2 separate regions of the Homo sapiens genome follow, and region 1 is linked to region 2. Evidence: chromatin loops called from intact Hi-C (ENCODE). Cell type or tissue: mammary epithelial cell. All regions are shown on one strand. Region 1 overlaps ARHGAP26 (Rho GTPase activating protein 26). Region 2 overlaps NR3C1 (nuclear receptor subfamily 3 group C member 1).

Region 1 (4,000 bases), 330 kb after region 2:
GGCGTAGAGTTTTATTTTGGAAAAAATTCCATCGTCCATTTTTTCGCCACTCGCATTTCTCCTGCTTTGCTTTTGAAGTTTCTCATTAACTCAGTCTCAGTACCAAACACAGCAGTATCTCAAAGGGTCAGTGATATTTTAAACAAACCTGGGAATGCTGAGGGTTAGGAACACCATTCAAAAGATGTGTAATTTCTACCAGGAAATGGATCTGTCGTCATTTTTGTCTAACAGATGCTGAAAATGAAAATAACAAATTTAAAAGAGAATTTGCAAGCAGGAAAAATATGAAGAGTGAGAAGAACTAAAAAACACTTCAAATGGGACATTAAAAGATGATCATTTATTTAATTTTATTTAACAAAGACAAGAATTCTAAAAGTTGAATATTTTCAACATATTTCCTTGTGGGAGAATGGCTGAAAACATCAAGGGCACAGGAGGATAGACTTTATCTCTTACTATGATTAACTGCACAAGGGCTAGTCATTAAGCCATTCTTATCCCAGTTGCCAAATTCATAGCCAGTAATACCCATAGGTCAGGTGACAGGCTGATATTTCCCTTAAACTGAGTGCTACTCCCTATTATGCCATGATTTTCCTTAGTGACAATGGGACATTTAAACTCTCTGGACCCCCCTTTTGTTTTTTTGAGACAGGGTCTTGTTTTGTCACTCAGGCTAGAGTGCAGTGGCCCCATCACAACTCAATGCACCCTCCACCTCCCAACCTCGATCAATCCTCCCACCTCAGCTTCCCACGTAGCTGGAACTGCAGGTGCACACCACCATGCCCGGCTAGTTTTTTGTATTTTTTGTAGAGATGGGGTTTCACCACGTTGCCCAGGCTAGTCTGGAACTCCTGGGCTCAAGCAATCCTCCCACCTCAGCCTCCCAAAGTGCTGAGATTACAGGCATGAGCCACCGTGCCCAGCGTGGATCCATTTTTTAAATCTCCAACAAACAATGGCTTTCTACTGTGTGCCTGGCTCTGATCTAGACATGGAAGAGACAAAGGTGGGTTAGATAAGGTCTAATTCAAGGAATGCCACTCTAAAGGAAAGAAAAATTATAAACAAGAAAACATAGTAGGCTGTACAGAAGATAAGCAGGTGATTTGATAGAAGCTTCTAGAGGTGGGGAAGAGGCAAGTGGTAATTTTATAAAATCAGGTAATCAGGAAAGCCCTCTCTGAGAAGGTGACCTATAAGTTGAGATCTGAAGAAGAAAGAGTGAGCTATGGAAAGAGGCAAGTGAAAAACTGAAGAACACTGAAGACCAGCAGAACAGCATGAGCAAAAGTCCCAAGGTGGGAAATAGCTTGGCATGCTGGGCATAGAAAAATGGCCAGTGGGGCTGCCTTTCTGATCACACCAGAGGTCTGGGATTTATTCAAGGTAATGAGAAGCCACTGGGGTTCCACTAAAGTGAACTACTTTTCTCAATAAATTAAGCTTAGCCTTTTTAGGTACTAAACTTTAAACCATTTTTCAATGGGAGTTTCTTTCACATTACAGTAGTCTCCCCTCATAACAAGAGACACCTCCCAAGACGCCAGTAGATGCCTGAAACCTCAGATAGTACTAAACCCTGTATCTGCTGTTTGATCTGATAACCTAGATGGCTACTAGGTGACTAATGGATAGACAGCACTGGACAAAGGGATGATTCACGCTCTGGGCGATTTCATCATGCTACTCAGAATGATGTGCAATTAAAAACTTATGAATTGTTTATTTCTGGAATTTTTCATTTAATATTTTGGGACTGCAGTGAACTGCAGCTAATTTAATAGGTAACTATGGAAAGTGAATCCATCGATGAGAGAGAACTGCTTATAGATTTTCTGCTCTTAGACTGAGTACATAGAACTTAACTTCTTTTGTCAATTTAGGCTCATGATTACTATTTGGTGCTCTGTCATCAGGGGAAGGACAGAAGTATGTAAACCCAGATCACTGTGCTTTTATAGTATACTTTCTTCTGCTGCTGCTACCAGCAAACACTTCTTGCTGTATCAGGTTGTCCTAGCTGTCTTACTTGGATGAGACAGCTTCAGCTATGGCCATGAGGCCATGACTCTGTCTTTTCTATTCAACCAAGCACATGGGGTTTGTGATAGTCATTGCTGCCTAGAGGCCATTTCTATTACTGGGCCCTTGGAATACAAAAACAGACCAATCCCATATAGTTGCCTTTTCCCACCTTTATTTCCAGGTTCACAACAGTGTCACACATGGTAGGGTTTGTCCAAAGTTTGGCCACCAGACTTGTCAGATGTGGCTGGCAGAATTCTAAAAATAGCTCCCCTGAGGTTTCCCTCCTGTGGTTATTCAATCAAACACTAATCTAGGTACTACTGTGAAGGGGTTTTGCAGATACAATTAAAGTCCCAAGTCAGTAGACCTTAAAATACAGAGATATCCAGATGGGCTTAATTGAATCACATGAGCTCTTTAAAAGCAGGAAGTTTTCTCTGGCTGGTAGCAAAAGAAGTCAGAGTGATGTGAAGCATAGGGTGGATTCAACATGCTGGCCTTGGCTTGAACATGGAGGAGCCTCAAGAGGAGGAACATGGCGCTGCCTCCAGAGGCTGGGAGGGGGTCCTGGCTGACAGCCAGCAAGGATCTGTGGACTCAAGTCCTACAACCACAAGAAACCCAATCTGCCAATCACAGGCATGTGTTTGGAAAAGGGCCCCAAGTCCAGGTGAAAGCACAGCTAACCAACACCTTGATTTCTAGCCTGAGCAGAGGACACACACACAGCATGCCAGATTTCTGAGCTTCAGAACTATGAGCTCATAAATGGAGGTTGTTTTAAGCTAATCATTTTGTGGTGGCTGGTTACACTGACAGAAAACTAATATACTTGGTGAAGTGAGTGTCTAGTAAGTTTGACAAAGAATGATAAAATAAATGAATGTGCTTTTGTTCTATCATCTGTACAAATGTCCACATAATAGCATGACATAATGGAGCATAAAATTAAGGGCCAGCAGCTCTGGGTTCAGACTGTGCTACCAGCCACTTGTGTGACTCACAAAAATGAATTTTCTTTCTCTGGGCCTTTTTTCTATAAATGAGAGAAGTGCTCAAAATGACTATTAAGGTCTTCTCAAGCTCTGATAGTCTCTAAGTTTAATAATTCCTTATTACATTAGAAAACAACTAAAAACAAATATGCACATTTTCCTCTATATATTTTCCTTTCTTTTTTTTTTTCTTTTTTTTTTTTTTTAAGAGACAGCGTCTCACTGTGTCATCCAAGCTGGTCTCAAACTCCTGGCTTCAAGTGATCCTCTGGCCCTGGCCTCCCAAAGCTCTGGGATTATAGGTATGAGCCACTGCACCCGGCCTATGTTGAATTTGCTAATGACACTCATTTTTCCCAGCTAATTAGCATACCTGTATCTCAAGGTCACAATAGTTAAGGAAGGCTGCTGAAAAAGGAATCTACTTATACTGTTTTGTTTTTCAAGACAGGGTCTTGCTCTGTAGCTCAGGCTGGAGTGCAGTGGTGCGATCACAGTTCACTGTAGCCTCAACCTCCTGGGCTCAAGCCATCTCCTGCTTCAGCCTCCCAAGTAGCTAGCACTACAGGCACATGCCACCACAACCAGCTAATTTGTTTTATATTTTGTAAAGACGGGGTCTACTTATGTTGCCCAGGCTGGTCTCAAACTCCAAGACTCAAGCAATCCCCCTGCCTTGGCCTCCCAAAGTGTCAGGATTACAAGCATGAGCCACTATGCCTGGCCAGAATCTGCTTATACTAATCTTAAATATATTCAACATATGATTGGTGCATTTATCTTTAGCTCTGGTTACAATACCACCTCAGAGGCTTTTCGATCTTGAAATTAACTAAATATTTAGGCATTTTACATAGATCATCTTTGCATAAAAGCTGAGTTAACATAATCCTAAAACTTGTTTAAAACACAATCTGGGTGCCAAACCAGGGGGAGGAGAAATGGGGGGAAGGGAAATGGTTTAT
Region 2 (4,000 bases):
GATCACTGGGACATAGGTTGAGTGTGTGTTTAAATTTATTTTTAAAATTGCCAAACTTTTCCGCAATTGTTAACATTTACCAGAAATGTATGAGACTTCTTAAGATCCATTCTATATCCTCCTCAGTACTTGGTACTGTCAGCCTCTTTCATCGTAGGTATACTGATGATTAAAAATATTAAGCATCTTTTCATGGGCTTATTGGCCACCTATATTTCTTATTTGGTATTGTGCCTCTTTTAATCTTTTGCCCATTTTTTAACTGGGTTTTAAGAATTGTTCAAATATTCTCAATGTGGCCCTTTGTTAAATATATGTTTTGCATGTTTTCTTTAAGTGGATTACATTTACAGTTTTCTTAAAAAAATGTAGAGATGAGCAAAAGTGTATAATTTTGAAGAAAGCTTCGTGTCTTTGTTTACTAAGAAAGTTTTGCTTAATCCAGGGTTAAAAAGATTTTCTACTATTTGTTTTCTTATAGAAATTCTGTAGTTTCAGCTCACATGCTTAAGTATATGATGCAAGGTAAGGGACAAGGTTCATTTTCTTCCCCAAAATCCATATCTGGTTGCTCCAGAACTTGACTCTCTTTTCCCTATTGAGTTACTTGGCAATTTTGTAGAAAATCAGTTGTTTGTATATGTGTGGGTCTACTTTCAGACTCTTTTTCTTACCCAACGATCTGTATTTCTTACCCAATGATCTGTATGCCTATATTCATATTGATAACACCCTGTCTTGATTACTGTTGCATTACAGTAAATCTTGAAATTTGGTAATATGAATTCTCCAAATCTGTTGTTCTTTTCCAAACTGTTGTTTTGGATATTCTAGTTTCCTTGCATTTCCACTTCCTTTTTTTTTTTTTTTTTTGAGATGGAGTCTCACTATTGTTGCCCAGGCTGGAGTGCAGTGGCATGATCTTGGCTCATCGCAGCCTCAGCCTCCCCAGCAGTGGGATTGCAGGCACCCACCATCATGCTTGGCTAATTTTTGTATTTTTAGTAGAGACGGGGTTTCGCCATGTTGGCCAGGCTGGTCTCAAACCCTGACCTCAGGTGATCCACCCACCTCGGCCTCCCAAAGTGCTGGGATTACAGGCATGAGCCACTGTGCCTGGTCTTCCACGTATTTTTTAATTAGCTTGACAATCTCTACCAAAAAGTCTTTTGGGGCTGGGTGTGGTAGTTCATGCCTGTAATTCCACCACTTTGAGAGGCCAAGGCAGGCAGATCGCTTAAGCCCAGGAGTTTGAGACCAGCCTGGGCAAAATGTCGAAACCCTGTCACTACACAAAATAGAAAAAATTAGCCAGGCATGGTAGCTTGTGCCTGTAGTCCCAGCTACCCAGGAGGCTGAGGAGGGAGGTCAAGGCTGCAGTGAGCCATGATCATGCCAGTGCACTCTAGCCTGGGCAACAGAGTGAGACTCTGTCTCAAAAACACAGTCTGATAGAATTTTTATTAGGATAGCCTTGAATCTATAGATCCATTTGAAAATAATTAACATCTTAAATTTCCAATTTCTGGCCGGGCGCTATGGCTCACGCCTGTAATTCCAGCACGTTGGGAGGCCGAGGTGGGCAGATCATCAAGTCAGGAGTTCGAGACCAGCCTGACCAACATGGTGAAACCCTGTCTCTACTAAAAATACAAAAAAATTAGCCAGGCGTGGTGGCACATGCCTGTAGTCCCAGCTACTCAGGAGGCTGAGGCAGGAGAATCGCTTGAATCTGGGAGGCAGAGGTTGCAGTAAGCCGAGATTGTGCCACTGTACTCCAGCCTGGGCAACAGAGTGAGGCTCCGTCTCCAAAAAAAAAAAAAAAAATTCCAGTTGTTGAGAAAGAATAGGAATTCCAGCTTTGGAGGAGTGGGGAGACCATCAAATCCTCTTTCCAAAAATACTACTAAAATACTACTGAGCAGAGTATAGTTCCACAAATAGTCTTCTGTAAAGAGACTCACAGTACATATTTGTCTTTGTAGGCCATATAGTCCCTGTTGCAATTTCTCAATTCTACAGCTATAACAGGAAAGCAGCTATATACAGTATGTGAATGCTTGTGTTCTAATACAAATTTATTTGCAAAATCAGGAAAATGGCTTGAAATGGTTTAAGATCTAGTTTTCTGACTAGATCATGGTATATAATCTTTTCCATATATATTTTGAATTTGGTTTGCTAATATTTTGCTGATCATTTTTATATCTCTCTTTATGAAGGATGCTGATCTACAACTTTCTTTTCTTGTGATATCTTTTTCTGGCTTTGCTACCAGGGTAGTACTAGCCTCTTAAAATGAGTTGAGAAGTATTTTCTGTTTTCTTAAAGAGTTTATAGAGTATTGATCTTATTTATTCTTTAAATATTTGATACATGTTACCAGTGAAGCCATCTGGGTCTGTGTTTTCTTTCAGGGAAGATTTTTAATTATTTGCTTATTTGTTATATAGATCTATTCAGAATTTATATTTTTCCTTGACATAGTTTTGTAATTTGTGTGTTTCTATGAAATGAGCCATTTTGTCTGAGTTGTCTAACTTGGGCATAAAGTTGTTTGTAATCCTTTAAGTTTTGTAGGATCCATAGAGGTGTCCCCTCCATTATAGATTTTCATAATTTGTGCCTGATCATCTTTTTTTCATGGTCAGTCTAGTTAAAAATTTATCAATTTTGTTGGTCTTTACAAAGAACCAATTTTTAGTTTCATTGAAATTTTTAGTTTCATTGATTTTCTCTTTTTGTTTCCTATGTCATTGATTATTATTTCTTCTTTTCTGCTTGCTTTTCATTTAATTTGTTCCTCTTTTTCTAGTTTAAGGTAGAAGCTTCCATTGTTAGTTGAAGACCTTATTTTCTTATATAGATGTTTAAAGCTATACATTTTTTGTATATTTTCATTCATTTCATTTTCTAATGTCCTTCATGATTTTTTTCATTGACCCATGTGTATTGCTTAATTTTTATATATTTGGGGATTTTCCATATCTCTTCCTATTCATTTCTAATTTAATTCCACTGAGGTAGGAGGTACATTGAAGGACTCTAATATTGAATGACTCCAATAAGTCTTCTGAGACTTTTTTAGGCACTTGCATATGGTCTATCCTGAGTGTTCCATGAGTGCTTGAAAAAAAACTTACTGTGCTCTTGTTAAGTAGAGTTTTATGAACGTCAGTTAGGTCAAGTTGATTGATAGACTAATTCAAGTTTTCTGTATCTTTGCTGATTTTCTGTCTAGTTGTTCTAGATCCTACAACTTTGTCTACATCCTTGCCAGAGCTTGGTATGGTTTTTTTATTATCGCTATCCTAGAGAGTATGTAGTTGACCCTTGTGACTTGCCATGCATTTAATGACTGCCCATGTTCATAGCAGCATTATTCATAATAGCAAAAAAAACTTTTATCATATGCTTTTGTGCCTCAAGATCATATATTTTTCGTTTTTAGTCACTAATATGGTATAATGGTATAATATACTGTTTAATTTCTGAGTAATTGACTAGCCTTTCATTCCGGGGATAAATCCTATTTGGTTATGATATAGTATCCTTTTTACATATAGCTGAATTCATTGTACTAAAATTTTGGTATTTTTGCATCTAAATCCATGAGGGATATATTCTATAGCTTTGGTGTTATGATAATATGGTATTATTTCTTTCTTAAACGTTTGGTAAAACTCAGCAGTGAAGCTGTCTTGGTTTGTTTGGAGCCTTTTTTGTAGAAAGGTTTTCAAGTACAAGTTCATCAAATGTTTACTGATAATATGTTTATTCTTGAGTGAGCTTTGTTGGTTTACATCTTTGAAGGAATTTAACTGTTTCCTTCAAATGTTGAATTTATTGGTATAAAGTTAAGTTATTCATAATATTCCCATAATATCCTTCTAATGGCTCCAGTATCTCTAGTGTTATTCCCTTTCATTCCCGACATTGGTATTTAATATATTCTTGCTTTTTTTTTTTTTTTTTAATCAGTCTGGCTAAAAGTTTTTCA

The links. Peaks named below come from ENCODE experiments on the same cell type or tissue, not always from the same donor. Only the 100,000 strongest peaks of a DNase experiment are listed, where the experiment ranks them.
Region 1: it touches region 2 in a loop (6-fold over the local background); 1 of 110 quality-filtered maps calls a loop at or near these places.

What each region holds. Positions count from the first base shown.
Region 1 is chr5:142,958,146-142,962,145 of GRCh38, reverse strand. All of the region lies in intron 11 of ARHGAP26 (Rho GTPase activating protein 26), which reads right to left. Among named protein-coding and RNA genes, the nearest start is that of ARHGAP26-AS1, 91 kb to the right of the region's middle. In mammary epithelial cell, no CTCF peak of the experiment used is centred here; a DNase peak (open chromatin) is centred at 1,635; H3K27ac peaks cover 1,359 bases.
Region 2 is chr5:143,285,946-143,289,945 of GRCh38, reverse strand. The region is part of intron 7 of NR3C1 (nuclear receptor subfamily 3 group C member 1); the gene reads left to right. Among named protein-coding and RNA genes, the nearest start is that of ARHGAP26-IT1, 95 kb to the right of the region's middle. In mammary epithelial cell, no CTCF peak of the experiment used is centred here; no DNase peak of the experiment used is centred here.